Linked DNA regions of Homo sapiens: region 1 is linked to region 2. A link is a loop called in an ENCODE intact Hi-C map of the cell type or tissue named here. Cell type or tissue: B cell. All regions are shown on one strand. Links, peaks and the distances in the headings refer to the core of each region. The heading gives the core; the rest is flanking DNA.

Region 1 (8,433 bases), core at 200-8,199, 100 kb before region 2:
AACCTCCTCCTCCCGGGTTCAAGAGATTCTCCTGCCTCAGCCTCCTGAGTAGCTGGAATTACAGCATGTGCCACCACAACAGCCTGCTTTTTTTGTTGTTGTTGTTTGTTTGTTTGTTTTTGGTATTTTTTGTAGAGATGGGGTTTCACTATATTGTCCAGGCTGGTTGCAAAAGGGTTTTCTAAATATTTAGAGTCATTTATTTAATTAATTAATTTATTTAGAAATATTTATACCTATGTAGGATCATGTCATCTGCAAACAGAAACAATTTGACTTCTTCTCTGCCTATTCAAATACCTTTTATTTCTTTCTACTATCATCAGAATGAACAGGCAACCTACAGAATGGGAGAAAACGTTTTCAACCTACCCATCTGACAAAGGTCTAATATCCAGAATTTACAAGGAACTTAAATAAATTTACAAGAAAAAAAAACAAGCCCATCAAAAATTGGACAAAGCATATGAATGGACACTTTTCAAAAGAAAACATTTATGTAGCCAAAAAACATATGAAAAAAAGGTCAACATCACTGATCATTAGAGAAATGCAAATCAAAACCACAATAAGATACCATCTCACACCAGTCAGAAAGGCTATTATTAAAAAGTCAAGACACAACAGATGCTGGCAAGGCTGTGGAGAAATAGGAACATTTTTACATTGTTGGTGTAATGTAAATGAGTTCAACCCTTGTGGAAGACAGTGTGGCAATTTCTCAAGGATCTAGAAGCAGAAATACTATTTGACCCAGCAATCCCATTACTGCATATATACTCAAAGGAATATAACTCATTCTGTTATAAACATACATGCACGTGTATGTTTATTTCAGCACTAGAAAATAGAAAAGACATGGAACCAACCCAAATGCCCATCAGTGATAGACTGGATAAAGAAAATGTGGTACATATACACCATGGAATAGTATGCAGCCACAAAAAGGAATGAGATCATGTCCCTTTCCGGGACATGGATGAAGATGGAAGACATCATCCTCAGCAGACTAACACAAGAACAGAAAACCAAATACTGCATGTTCTCACTCATCAGTGGGAGCTGAACAATGAGAACATATGGACACAGGGAAGGGAATAACACACACTGGGGCCTGCTTGCGGGTGGGGGTCAAGTGGAAGGAGAGCATCAGGACTAATAGCTAATGCACGTGGGGCTTAAAACCTAGGTGATGGGTTGATAGGTGCAGCAAACTACCACGGCAGATGAATACGTATGTAACAAACCTGCATGTTCTGCACATGTATCCTAGAACTTTAATCAACAACAATAATAATAATAGAATAAATAAATAAATTTAAAAAGATTATTCTATCTTCTGAGTTTTGCTCTGTTACTAACACTCAAGAAATATTTTATAGTAAAAAGATTATTTACATAATAATGTTTTTATTTGGGAAAAAGAATAGGGTATTTCAGTCAACAAATATCTTATTTTTACACTTAAATATCAAGATTTTTTACTCATTTAAGCCTATCTTTTCTGGACTCAGAATTCTATAGCTGTCCCTCTGTATCAACAGGTTCCACATTCAGAGATTCAACCAACTGTGAATTGAAAATATCTGGGGAAAAAACATGATAAAAAGAAATACAAATACAAAAGCAATACAGTAACAACTATTTACAGAGCATTCCCATTGTATTAGGTATTATAAATAACATAGAGTTCATTTAAAGTAGGTGGGAGGATATATATAGGTTATGTGCTAATACTGTATCATTTTATATGAGACTTGAGCATGCATTAAATTTGGCATCTGTAGGGGGGTTCTGGATGACTCTACTCTGTATTTCTATATAAAATAGTGAAGTTTGTATTATATGTTTTATTTCTACTGAATAAGTAACATATTATGTAAATCTGAACCAATGTTTTTTACTCAATTAAATAATAAAAACTCATATTTATTCTTCATTAGGAAAAAAAATAAATGAAAAATGATTCAACCCAAATTATATGAGCAGAATACTTCACTAATTTTTTACATATGAATTTTAAGAGTTCGACAAAGAAAGAGATGGAGGTAAAAAAGGGAACTAGAAATCCCAACACCAGGACAAACCCAGAGTGTAATAAAGGCAAAAAACAAAACAAAATGAAACACCACCATACTGTTTCTAACAAGGCAAACTTTCTCATTTTCAGTTATTATCCATTGTTAAATGCTAAATGAAACAATAGAATACACATACACTTTTCTTCTCTTCCTTTTCCTTTTTCATCTTTAAAAATGATTATAATAGGCCAGGCATGGCGGCTCACGCCTGTAATCCCAGCACTTTGGGAGGCCAAGGCTGGTGGATCACCCGAGGTCAGGTATTTGAGACCAGCCTGACCAACATGGTAAAATCTGTCTCTACCAAAGATGCAAAAATTAGCTGAGCAGAGTGGCAGGCAGCTGTAATCCCAGCTACTTGGGAGGCTGAGGCAGGAGGATCACTTGAACCCAGGAGGAGGAAGTTACAATGAGCCGAGATTACGCCATTGCACTTCAGCCTGGGCAACAAGGATGAAACTCTGTCTCAAAATAAATAAATAAATAAATAAATAAATAAATAAATAAATAAATAGAGGTTATAATGGTTTTTATCTTGCAGAATTATTGTGACATTAAGTTAAATAATATGCTAAGAAATCTCAATCCCTGTTGTAGGGTGAAAACAAAATAAATGTTAATTTTATTTCATTTTCCTTTATACAAATGAAGAGTTTGAAAGTCTGGATAACATTTCTGTTAGATGCTGTAACACTTGGGATTTGGAAAACACATTGCTCCAGATTATAGTTTAGGCCTCTTTGCCTTAGAAATAAGATGTTCTATAGTTTAACACAGAGGCAGAAAAAATTCGAATATATACATAAAAAAGAACTTGTGCTTAATATGTTTGGTGAATTATTTAACTGCCAAGATTGCAATATTGCTCCATTCAACAAGTAAAAAGAACAGAAAGTGGGCCAAGCGTGGTGGCTCACACCTGTAATTCCAGCACTTTGGGAGGCTGAGGTGGGCAAATCAAGAGGTCATGAGGTCGAGAACATCCTGGCTAACACGGTGAAACCCTGTATCTACTAAAAATACAAAAATCTAGCCGGGCTTGGTGGCAGGTGCCTGTAGTCCAAGCTACTCTGGAGGCTGAGGCAGGAGAATGGCATGAACCCGGGAGGCGGAGCTTGCAGTGAGCCGAGATCGCGCCACTGCACTCCAGCCTGGGCGACAGAGGGAGACTCCGTCTCAAAAAAAAAAAAAAAAAAAAAAAAAAAGCGGAACAGAAAGTGAAAATGAGTCATATTGAACACGGAGCAAAGTCTTTTTGGAATGAGATATAGAGTATCAGAGTGACTTATTAACTCTTAGCTAATACAAAGAAGCAAAGCCACACAAAGCAAAATAAATCCTGTGAAACATTCCCATGTTTAGATTTTTAGATGTTTTACAGATATTATGTACGCATTTTACAGATACTATGTATACATTTTACATAATACCTGTAAAAAGGATTAAGTAGAGTATATTTACTGGAATAATCAAGGAACAACTATTACAAATAATGTAAACTACTCGAAATGTCCTATAATATCTCAAAAAAGGAGACAGGATTGTATAATTTTCAAGTATTTTCCATAGATGCTACTATTGATAATAAATATACTAAACATATGAAAACATGGGCCATGCTTAATTTTTTTACTTCTTAAAATCATTGAATAATGATTTTTTATATGTGTCGGGAATTTAGAAGACTTCCATTAAAGTTAATTTCAATAATATTAGTTTATTATTTCCATATTTTAAGAGAAACTAATTATGTGACCTAAGGTAATAAAAAAGTTTCAAAATTAGATTTATTTTCCATCTGTATGATAGATGCTGAGTCTATTTAACAGTATTTAATGACTAACTGTGATTAAATTTGCAATTTTGATAGAAACTATGTAGAAACTAGCAAAAATAATGAACATGGAAGCATGTGATATGCATCTTAAATTTCTCAATGCAATTTATAGAAGTTGTATTGAAGTACATAGAAATAATTTTATAATGAAAACAAAAAATTGAATAAGAAACACAGAAATTTTCAGAGATTTTCTTTAGCTGTTTGATAGTTTGCATTTGCAGTCTGTGCTGTCATTTGTCAAAGCACCTAAATATACTGAGAAACGTTATAGACTTAATATTTTTAATTTATATAGGAAACTGAAGACCACGTAAAAATATTTTAATAGTAGTAAAGTATTACTAATCCTCAGTGTATATTAATTAAAATAAAGTTAAATTTTTATTAATAATTCTATCTTCTTTTATATTGCTACTCATAGTGTAATAATTACTATATAATAATGTTTACACTGAATAATTACTGTTATGTTTACAATATTTAGTTCAGATAATTTGAACTAAAATTAGAGTGATGATATTAAGACTGAATTTATATATTACATATGTATGTAAAGTGTGTGTGCAGTACATATGGATAGCTAATTAGAAAGATCAACAGTAATAGATATTCAGGTAAATAGAATTGATGGGGTGGTACAAAAGTAGGCAAATAAATGTATTGTAGATCCCAGTTAATGTTAGAGCTGAGGAATTCAAATGATTGAAACCCATGATTTTTCAAATAAGAACACTGAAGTCCAGAAACATAAAGTAACATCTCCAAGATCATGGAAATGAAATTAATATTACATTAATAAAATAAATATACAAATTTTTTTAAATTACAAAAATTTTTATTAACTGAATCCTCTAAAATAGTTTAGAAACATCCTCTGAGATATCCCCAACTGAAAAAGAACTAAAATTAAGGAGTACAGGTTTTTGGCAAAATGATAAAAACAAATTTTATGGCTTGTCTTTATCGCTTGGCGAGTATACCATAAGGAAATTTTCCAATACATGTTTTGAATAATTTGTATTTGCCATAAAAATATGTATTTTTTATTCAGGAATAAAAAATCTGGAATATGAACTTTAAATATTTATAAATATATGTTTTGTCTAGATGTTTTAGTATAAATTAACAAATATCTTATGCAATAATAGTTATTTTAAACACCATAACCAAATATGTCCATATAATCAGAGCTATTTGTCATGTGCACTAAATATGTTCATGTTCAGATTTTACAAAGAGAAACTCAAAATCATAATTTGCTCTATATGAGATATAGAGTTTAAAGAGTCTAATTGATGTCTAAGTGGCATTCAGAAAAGGAGAGAAATAAAATGGGACCTAGACAATATTTGAAGAGATAATGAATGGGATTTCTTTCTCAAAAATGATGAAAGAAGTCAAACTAGATTCAAGAAGCTTTATAAACCTCAAGCAAGATAAATGACTACAAAGCTTACCTACCCTTTTGATAACGATACAGCTAGAAATAAAGATATAATCAAATTTCTATAAATATTCCAATATCCCCACCCTGAAAACTGAGTTCTCAAAAGGAATAATATAGGCCAGGAGACAATGGAATATCTTCATAACACTGTCAAAATATAACTGCCAATTTACAATTATATATGTAGGAAAGATAACTTTCAAAATATAAAAAATTTTTAGACAAAAGTATTAAAAGTGTATTACCCAGAGAATTCTGTAAAATAAACATTAAAGAGTATTTTACGGGGAGAAGGAAAATTTTATGAGGTGGAAATTCTGAGATGCAGGAGAAAATGAAGAAAAATTGAAAGAATAAATATGGAAGTATTTCTATAAAGTAATACCTATAATGTCTTGATGGGTTTGTAATAAATAATCAAAATATATAGTAAAAATTATATATAAATTGGAGTGATATCAATGAAGTAAAATGTTATAAATTCCTGAGTTGTCCATGAATAAATAAAAGTAGCAGTTAACGTTAGATTTTAACATACTATTTTTATTTAAACTTGATAATTAAAAAAAGATGTGTAAGGCTGTGTCCTGTCATTAAGACAAACAACCTGTGTAGGAAATATAAAGTGAAGAATTAATCTATTTTTCCCATAAGGAGTTAGACTGAACTGGTTGGAAGTTCTTAACTACCACAGGTATATATTTGCATGCATGCATTACCTCTTTCATAATCTAATATACAGAGACTTTTAAAAATACATTAAAAAGAATAGCCAGTGTTGATGTGAACTTTAGAAATGTAAATGATTATTATCCAGATACCAAAGCCTCAAATGATAAAGTATTTGTAAACTATGCAAATAATGAACTAGGCTAGATAGCATAGCCAATTAACATAAGCTGAAAAAAGACTGTTTTAGAAGAATTAAAATGTAATTATATGAATTTCACAATGTAGATCAAGGAAAATAACCATTGCGTCCAGGCCAATTGATACTTTGGGTATTGAACAATTCTGAACAATAACCGTGGTATTCTTGGGGGAAGACAGAAGACTTTCAACCTAAGGCAAAAGTGAAAATATAACATTTTATGAATACATTAAAGATATATGAAAATGTATTTACATTAATTACAGGACTCCACAAAGCATTGTGGGAAAAGTTGAGAGTGGAGGAAGTGAGAAATTCTTGGCAGAGTAGGAAAGTACTATGACACCACTAAGTACATCTGTCTCTCTCTCTCTCTCTCTCTCTCTCTCTCTCTCTCTCTAAATATATATATATATATATATATTTTTTCCCCCAGTGGGCTTTGATTTTGGAAGATTGGAGATAAAAGCATATATCCTGTAGATTGTGATGAATATGGATTAAATCCTCCTGTACCATCAAAGTCCCTGTGAGGCTAGCCGAGCTACAGGAAAACATTGGTGAATGACTGATCTGCTTCTTCAGGGATGCCTGTCCTCTTGGCTGGGGGTGAAATTTACTATTTCAGAATAAGTTCATCAATTTACAGAATTAATAGTGGGACACAATAGATTGAAAACATCTGTAATGGCTAACATATGAAACTATATTAATAAAGCTAGTTGTAGACTTTGTTTTTTAGTTAAACCAAAAGCCATCTTGCAACCTTTCCCAATCCTCTCAAGTTCTTCTACCTAGCTAAAGCGATTTATCTCTATTTATCAGAAACTGCTTAATTTCTGGGGAAATAATTCCAGCACCTGGCCTAGGGCTGTCCAGTTCTTGCCAATAAAATGTTAGGGAATGTTTTCTTGAATTCTTCTGTACAAACATTTCCAGCCTAATACAAATAAGGTACAGGAGAAATTCTCTTTCACATATCACACTGTTTTCTGCTATAGAAATGTAATAATTAGAGCTGCTGTAGCCATCTTTCATCCACGAGTGGAAGACCAAAAGGAACACACTGATGTTGACCATGATGCTGTAATAAATAACTGGCATTGCTAATCTGCCAAATAAGTACTGGAAACTGCTTATTGATTCTGCCATTAAACCAAGATAAGAGAGACTTCTTGTCTCAATCCTATGATTTAGGTGGACTTCACTCTGACCTTTCTCAGGACAGCCCCCTAACCCCATAAAAATCCCACAGTTTTTTTGTTCGTTTGTTCTTTCAGTGGTGTTTAGCTAGAGTAGAATTGTTATTGTCTAAAAGTTTATTGGCTTGCTACGTTGCTCTGTTCCATGTTCCTTGGCTAGAAAGAGCAGACTTTTGTTGTAATTTTTTTTTTCACTACCAGCTGATATTTCTAGGTTGCATGCTTCTTTAGCCCCAAGTTTGGGATATATAAGACAGAAAGCCAAGGAAATTCACTGCCATGTTGTTCTTTGTGTCCTAATATTTCTTGAGGGTATGCATTCCTCTCACCATTTTTCAGACTCATCTAGTATTTGTTTTACATTTAATATTCACAGGTTTTATTTGTACTTAGCATCCGTAGGACAGACATAAATGCCCTATGAACACCCTTAGAGTGAAAGAGTTTTCAGGAGGCATCTATTTCTGCAGTATGTAAATTGAACTTTTCACAGGGGCTGTGGTTCTAAATACATATACAATAGGACACGTGGTGTGCAATGGAGTTTGAAATAAATAGAGAAAGGGAGAAGAACAATGACTGGTGGTCAGATATGCAAATACTAATACTATTTGACATGGAATTGAAAGTTGCATGGGAAACCTAGATTTAAACTTCATCCTTTAGGTCTTTATGGGACATTTCACTTAAATTTAAGACAATTATTTTATTTAATGGTGCATTAACTTTATTTATAACTACCAATAGCTATAAATGATATAGAGGCATACTGGCATACTTTAAAGATATTGTGGGTTTAGTTCCAGATGGCCAAAATAAAGTGGATATTGCAATAAAATAAGTCATGTAAATTTTCAGTTTCCCAGTGAATATAAAAGTTACATTTTTACTATGCTGTAGTCTATTGAGTGCCCAATAAAATTATGTCTAAAAATGTACATAGCTTAAAAATATTTTCTTGCTAAAAAATACAAATGATCATCTTAGCCTTC
Region 2 (8,433 bases), core at 128-8,127:
ATCCATCCATATAGGGATATGGATTCAGGAATTGGATATAGACCAGGTAGACTATGTAGAAGACAAAATTAATTCAACATCCTTATTTGATACTGTTGTTACCCTTCCTTACCTATATTACATGGAGAATTTCAAATTGTTAAATATGTAACATAGTTTAGATCAATCTTTATTACTGTTTATTTTAGCTACATAGATAATTATCCAGTAAGTAGATATGTAGAAAAAATACTTCAACTTATTTGAAAATTATATTTACCCTTATTAGGCAAAATCTCATAAGGTTTTAGATGGCATCCATTGTCAAATTTCTACAATTGCTTATATATGTAATTCTCCTTCCCAAGTCAGTTACGTATCTTATTTTTATGGCCTTGTTGGAATTGGATTTTGTTAACCCAGCAAAGATAGCATCAGTAAGAGATGTGGCCTTGGATGTGGGACTTCAGAGAAAATTTTTTATCTCCTCCCACCATAGAATTACATCTTCTGTGAGCAAAGAAGATAAAAAAGAAACTTTATCAGATGGAGAATAGAGATCATTGGAGGTGAGGGACCTAGTAAATCGTTTGCATATTCCAAGATATCCCCAGTGTGGTTGGCTGATAGTGTATTTTAATCAACACCCTAACCTTTGGGTAACAAATCTTGTTAAGTCATGTACTATGTCAACCTCTGCAATATTTCAGTAACATTTAGAATCAATATGTGGTATTTTATTCCTATTACTACTATTGCAAGAAGAAATTAGTATTTTTTAACCCTGTTTGGAGTCCAACTGAAGTTTTATTTTATTATTTGATGCAATAACTTCAAAATTTGAGTTTGTTTTTCTTTATGTTGTATATTTCAATGTATCCAACACAAACATTTCTCTCCATGGTTCTGTCATTGCTTATATCTTATAAAAATCAGTGTATGGGAGTAGCTACCTTTTCCATAGAGACTTTGCCAATGGGAATATAGTCTTAGGGGATTTGAAATAAAGCTTTTGCTGGATATTTTACCACTGCCAAACACTGTTTTCACATTACCATTCAGATAGTAGTCTCATCGTGATCTGCTGAATGATTCCACACCAACACTTTTACTCAGGGTCTGCTTCTTGCAAGCCACACTCAGGTACTAACTTCTGCATTACTTTATTTATTACTTTAACTTATTTGAATACCATGCACCAGAAAACAATTGTGAATAAAATAAGGGGAAAATTTGCGTGAAGAGGACTTCTTGGAAAAGTTTTTGGGTTGATCAGAAAATCAAGAAAACAGCTAAAGAATCAACCCCTGAGCAAGGAAAAGGAGAGATCTCAGAATCTCAGCAGCAAGAGTTTGACATTCTTCTCCTTTTTAGATTGTCATGAACTGACTCAACTCTAATAGCCTTCTATACACTCCTTGTGTGCAGTACCACAATTTTCAAATTTCTGAAAGACAATATATATTTGACACAGCATCAGCCATATGTTTGTACTTGTAGGAAGCATGTTGTAGACATAAAATAATACTACCAACTTGGAGAATTTACAGAACTCCACCATCCTTCTGTCTTCCTCCTTCATTTCAATTGGTTGTCAGGTCTTATACTATATATTTTAATTATACCATCTAACTACCTTTTAGTTACGTTATCTCTTCTTATAGTCATGGGATGAGAAGTGTCATCCATCTTTTATCATTTCATCTTCCAGTCAAATTTCCACTGGCTTCATTGGCACAACATCTACAAAAGTATGTATAACATCGTGATCTCAAAAACAAACAACACAAATTAAAAATCAAACAAGCAAACATCTCTTGACCTTGCCTGTGGTGCTTTTCAAAAGACTGGGAAGTGGAAAAAGGGGACGTTCTGTGCTGAGGGTAAGAAAAAGCAGAGGTAATGAAGTATGACAGTATGAGATTTATTAGGAGGAAATATGAATATCAAATTATTGGTATTCTACTTAAGACTATGAAGAACAAAAGTGGATAGACAGGGAATCACAGGGGAGAGTGCCTCCTGAAATTTTATAACAAAAGCTGCATGGCACCTTAGCCATTCAAAAAATATATTCAGGTTTGTTATCCATAATAATTGAAGTAGGCCAATAGTTTTCAAAGTTCAGTTCAAAGTTTGGTTCAGTTAATAGTTTACTCTGCTTCATAAAATATAGAATTCCCTTCTCATCATCAGCGACTTCAAACCACAATGCCTTTTTAGGGCCAAGAAATGGAGCTATATAATAAACACTGCACAGATTCTGGAACAGGCTCTCTGGAGACAAAAGACTGAGAAAAATTCAGAAGTACTATCAGAAAATTGTCAGTCACAGGTTTAAATGGATGTGATGAAACTAGTTATGACTTAGTGGCTACTGATGGCTTATCATGCATTTTTTTAATGGAAAATGTCTTTCCTCCAGAACTTTAAAATTTGGAAATATTCATATACTAATATATTTTATGTAATAATATTAGAAGAGGAAGAACCTATATTCACATATTAATTATCATTTTTCTCACAAAGAAATAGAGATAAACCAAGACTAAGACATGGTCCCAAGATCACACAGCAATTAAGATTCAGTCCTTATTTACTATTCATTTCATTCTCTGAAACTGCAATTATATTTGCTTTCAAAGAATGTTCCAGAAAAATATAAGTGTAGAAAAAGAATAATATAGACATTAATTTCACTAAATAATATAAGCATTTTTTTTTTCTTTTTCTATCAGCTGAAAGCAGCCTAGGAGTGTTAATCCTCTTGGTGTTTCTCAACCAGACTCTTTTGCATGATAAAACAATTTTACTCTCATTGGTCTATTCTAGCATTTAAGTTAATTTTCCAACCATCTAAATTCCAAGTGTGCACCATAGAGGTTGAGCTTTTCTATCCATCTGCTACACCAATACCGTCCAGTCTATGCCAATGATTGAAGGGTATAAAAAAAGGGCCGTGTGGTCGTTTCAGTTTTGTTTTGTTTTGCAATGCAGACGCACTTGGAGCAGCAGGTCAATGAATTCTGGGAACTGCATCTTTTTGACACATGAGACCTTTGCAGAATGAATCAAAGTTAAATCCCATGAATAAATGCTAGTGTTTAATAATCATTCCGTTTATGGAAGCTTTATTGTGAATTCATAAAAGCAAGGACAATATTTCCTTGCAAGTCCACAAATCACCATCATAAGCAAGGCAATCGTGAATAAACTGAGCTGGACTGCATAGCCTCTTTGGCAGTTGCTAGTATTTAAATATGGATGGGAGAAGCAAAGACTAGGAGAAGTTGTCCTAAAGCAAGCAAATGACAGCTCCCACAAATAAAGGGAAAAATGTTAAAACAATAAACAAAAGAGAAACAATTACTTGCTCATTACAAACATGTCATATTGCATTCTTTATTTTGATTGTGGAAAATTAGCCATTGACTACCAGGAACAATTGATTTTCCTTCACAGCTGTTTTCTAATTACATCTGAACACTGAAAATTCTAGTGCAGCCATTCAGCTGTACAAAGAGAATTTTCTTTTATTATTTTTGCTATTGCTGCAAGCTCTGCCCAGAAGCATGACTATAGTTAGATGATCTGTACTGTATATATGTGGTGTTTGTATTAAAAGCCATGCTTTTCAGGGATGTTATAAGAACTCAAATATTTTAAATTACATAGGGCAGAACTTGGTGTACAAGCTGTTTTGCCCAGATGCTATTACGTAGCTTTCTCTTTCTTTTTGCCATCAAAACAAGGAAGAAGATAATGAAGATAGCTTAAATCGGTACATCCGTTTCTTAGTCACTGCATAGTCGTCAATTGGATCTATTTTTGTCATTGTGGCTTCTGATGAGTGTTTTGGCACAGTCTTACTGGGAGGGTGGAGGGTGATGGGCAGTTTCCTGTCAGTTAATTCTGTGGGTAAATTCTAAGCAAAGAGCATGGAGATTATTAACAGGCAGGATTCCAAGGTTTCAGAGAAGCAATTGAAATTTTTGGATGCTTCTCTTCAAACGCTTTAGAATTTTCCTCAAAATGATTTCAGTTTTAAAATATGGCCAGAAATATGAAACTTGCCCTTGGGAGTTTTCTAGGACTTGCGGTTAGTGAGTTCTGGAAAAATAGTTAAGATACTTCCTTCAGAGTTTAGGGTCTCTGATTAATCTTTACCATAATTTAGGTGAAATCAGCTCAGCAATGTTAACAATTCAGCAAAAATAAAGTGAAACCTTAAAATGTTTTTTTTCCAATGGAAAAAAAAACACAACATTTCAAGCCTGGGTTATTAAAGCAAAAACTGGGAGCTCTTATTTATTTACTTATTTATTTTAATTTTTTTAATTTATTTTTATTTTTTGTAGAGACAGGGTCTCACTATGTTGCCCAGGCTGGTCTACCACTCCTGGCTTCAAGCGATCATCCTTCCTCGGCCTCCCACAATTCTGGGATTACATACGTGAGCCACCACACCCGGCCAGCTCTTTGTTGCCATTTATTAAATATTTGCCCTCTTTAGAGGTAACTTTAATCAGGTATCTGTTCACTGGATGGCAATTTTTTAAGTCTTTGATCAAAACTCTAACCTCTGTAGTTCCTGTAGTAACGCAGTGTAACTTGAAATTTGCCATTTTACTTGGAAGGCTCAAAGATTCCTCAATGGCCCATCTTATTTTAGTATTTCCTTTGCCAAGATTAAGATTGAGGTGATGATTGTTTAATTAAATTAAATTTGGCTTGAGGCTGTCTCGGTACCGTAGGTCCCTACATAACAAACTACAATTTAACTAAACAAACTGAAAGCCTAATTTAGGAGTATATATTGTAACAAATTGCTAGGTCTCAGCCAGTCACAGCCGACTAGCTTCAGCCAATCACAGGCTGCCAATTGATCAGACCATGTCCAAACAAGTAAAAAATGCTAAGCTGTAACCAACCAGTTTCTGTACCTTACTTTCATTTTCTGTCCATATGTACTGCCTACCTACTTTGCAGAAGTGAGATCTCTGAACCACTCTGCTGGCTCTTGAGAGCTACTGGATTCCCAAATAATTCTCTGCTTCATTAAACTCCTTTAAATTTGTCTAAAGATTTCCTTTTAATACATTTCATCTCATTTTTATTTTTCTAAATTTTGATAACTTTCATTGACTTTTATCATAAAAATCAAGTCTAATACAAAATAAAACAATATAAAAATAAATGTATTGAAATTATATCAATTTTATTTCCTGACATATTTTCTTGATTTATATCATTACAAAAGATAAAAACTATCAGCATGGAGTTTTGAAACCATAAAAAATTTTTTTGAAAGAATGAGGAAAAGCAGCAAGAACTTTGGGTGTGATGGAGGTATGTGGTTAATTTAATAGGACTGATTTTTTTTTTAATTCTGGGATTTTTCTCACATAACCATATAATCTATTTGAAAACCAGATATTTACTAGAAGAGAGTGGCAAATATCCACTACTGAATAGATAAGAGTTTAGACATTAAAACTGAAAGCACTCTTAAGTATTTTACATGTAAAGAGGTTTAAGACACAGAACTAGTGGCCAATAAAACTGCTGAGAGGTGGCAAAATGACAGTCAGAAAAGCTGCTTTCAAGATATTTTTAAGTGAAGGAATCTCAGGAAGCCATTAACAATTATTTTAGTTGCCTACCACACCTAAGAAGATGATTCTCAGGAAGATCTCCAAAATCAATGGGCAAAAACCCATGTCTGCCATTTGTCAAAGCCCACACATTTATCCTCAGCCATGGCATGAGAACAATGGCTTCTGCTCTTCTACAACACCAAGAAATTTTCTCTTATCACTTAGATACAACTGAACCCCAATGGCAATGAAGCTTGTTTCCAGTCTTTATGTCCCTGTGAAATAAGAAACAACTTACAAATTTAGAGATGATAATACAGCAACAATATCTGAAAGAACTACACTTGAACACAAGAATTCAAACCCTAAAAGTAATAAAGTAATACCAATAATGATGTTATTTCACATACAGCTGTTCAATTGGATAATCACTGAATTGTCCTTACCGTTTAATTTATTTTTCTCCAGACTTACTCTATATGAACTATTCAACAATAGCAACAAAATAAATCAATAAATAATAAACAAGAGAGGTGAAGAATAATATCATGTGATTGATTTTTCTCTTCTTGAGAGCTTGTTTGGAAGTTCTAGCAGGGAAGCCCATCTACTCACGTGCCCTTGACTGAAGATGGGTCCTTCTCCATCGCGGATGGTCATCCTCTTTTACCGAGCACACAGCTTTGGAAGGAACGCATATGGAGTGGTGAGGAAGGAAGGGAACACCTGTCTAGTCAACCAGATCTGCTGCACCAACCCTGGCAATCAAATGGTTGATAGATGTTGCTCTTAGATTGCCCTCATATCCATAATTTTTCTCTTCTTCTTCTTCTTCCTTTTACCAAAACAACTACAACAACAACAAAACAAATAACTTTAATTTTGAAATGGCATTATGAGAAAAGGGTTCTGTATCGTGCTAATCCTTTTTTTTTTTTTTTTTTTTTTGAGACAGAGTCTGGCTCTCTCGCCCAGGCTGGAGTGCAGTGGCGTGATCTCGGCTCACTGCAACCTCTGCCTCCTGGGTTCAAATGATTCTCCTGCCTCAGCTTCCTGAGTAGCTGGGATTACAGAAGCTCACTACCACGCTCAGCTAATTTTTGTATTTTTAGTAGAGACGGGGTTTCACCACGTTGGCCAGGCTGTTCTCGAACTCCTGACCTCATGATCCGCCCACCTCAGCCTCCCAAAGTGCTGGGATTACAGCTGAGCCACCACACCCAGCCTGTGCAAATACTTTTTATGAGGAAATCATAGAAAAAGTATCTGTTAGTTGACAGGCAGTATCCATATTACAGTGTTTGGTTTGAGCACTTGAGTTGTTCTGAAGCTAGGTTACCATGAAAATAAATACAGTGATACTTGGAATCAGAGAACACATATGGTCAGCATTTTCCAGATGGCATATTTATGTCAAATGTATAGACATTATAAGAAAAAATATTATAAGTCAATATTAAGAAGACTCTCTAAATATTTAGGTAAATACAATGCACTGTTCCCTCCGCCCAGAAATAGAGTATGATCCTGGCACCTTGCCAAGAAACACATAGAAATATCCTTGTACGTTGTGCTTATAGTAGATAATCTGAAAAGTTTCATCCAAATCTTAAATTCTAGATATGAATAGTTTGTAATAAAGTGTTAGAAGGATCAAGATTAAAAATTATTTGCATATGGTTCCCAACGCCTCTTAGTAATCAGTGGATGATAAGTTCCTTGTAACTTATTTTAATAAAAAGTCTTGAGTACAGAATGTGAGTATATTATAGACTAAATATTTATATTCCTTCCCCCAGATTCATATATTGAAGGCCTAACTGCCAATATGACTGTATTTGTGTATTTGGGGAAGAAGCCTCTACAGATATAATTAAGGTTAAATAAGATCATTAAATTGGGACACTAATCCAATAGAAATAATGTCTTTATAAGAAGAAACACCAGAGAGAAAAATAACTTTCTCCTCTCTCTCACTCTCTCTCTTTCTCTCTCTCTCTAGCTGTCTCTCCAGGAGGACACAAAGAAAAGATCAAGACAGCATGTAGCAAATGTAGCAAGGAGGCATCCAATCATCTGCAACCCAAGGGGCAAACCCTCGCCACACACCAACCCTGCTGGCTCCTTGCTTTTGGACTTCCAGTTTCAGAATTATGAGAAAATACATTTCTGTGTTTAGGCCATCAAGTCTATTGTATTTTGTTCTGACAGCCTGAACAGACTAATACACAGTATAATACAATTGAATTGTTGATTCATCTAAGAAATATATAATTTCTACATGGTTTGTTGCAATTATCTGGGAATAAATATTACCATGACCACTTATTCAGAACTTGATATCTGTATTTATTTCTAAGCATGCATATAATCCCATTACTTGGTAGTCATTTGAATGTATGTTCCACACTTACACCAAAAAGTGATAATAGTATTGACTTCATATAAGAAGTCTTGATAGTCAGTAGTATTGACTTCACATAAGAAAATATTATAAATTAATTCCAATTCCAATTTATGAAGATATTATAAATTTAATATCTCTGAATGTAAATTCTCGGTTGTTCTAGATATAAAAATAAATTATTGATTTATTTTGCTAAGCTACTATAAAACACAATAAAATTTAAAAGCCTCAATTTTGCTGATTGTTTACTATTACAAATCATGCTGGAATGGACATTCTCATATTCTGTTTAGTCTTAATCCTTCCCCCACCAAATCCAATGGAGTCAAGGATTTGGACACAGACACTTTATTTTGAAGTTGATCCCAGGCACCAAAAATGAGAAAAGAAAGAAAGGGAAATAGGTAAGAGAAAAGGGGCAATAAAGTTACGTCTTAACAAGCTTGAGTA

Evidence for each region. A loop is a pair of places that touch in the nucleus more often than their neighbours do. Peaks named below come from ENCODE experiments on the same cell type or tissue, not always from the same donor. Only the 100,000 strongest peaks of a DNase experiment are listed, where the experiment ranks them.
Region 1: it touches region 2 in a loop (14-fold over the local background); 2 of 110 quality-filtered maps call a loop at or near these places.

Annotation. Positions count from the first base shown.
Region 1 is chr6:141,377,999-141,386,431 of GRCh38, forward strand. No RefSeq gene overlaps it. Among named protein-coding and RNA genes, the nearest start is that of MIR4465, 700 kb to the left of the region's middle. In B cell, for the core only: no CTCF peak of the experiment used is centred there; a DNase peak (open chromatin) is centred at 3,353.
Region 2 is chr6:141,480,029-141,488,461 of GRCh38, forward strand. It overlaps the pseudogene RN7SKP106. Among named protein-coding and RNA genes, the nearest start is that of GJE1, 650 kb to the right of the region's middle. RefSeq lists an enhancer at 3,594-3,733. In B cell, for the core only: no CTCF peak of the experiment used is centred there; DNase peaks (open chromatin) are centred at 2,933, 3,793 and 4,893; H3K4me3 peaks cover 2,280 bases; H3K27ac peaks cover 2,333 bases.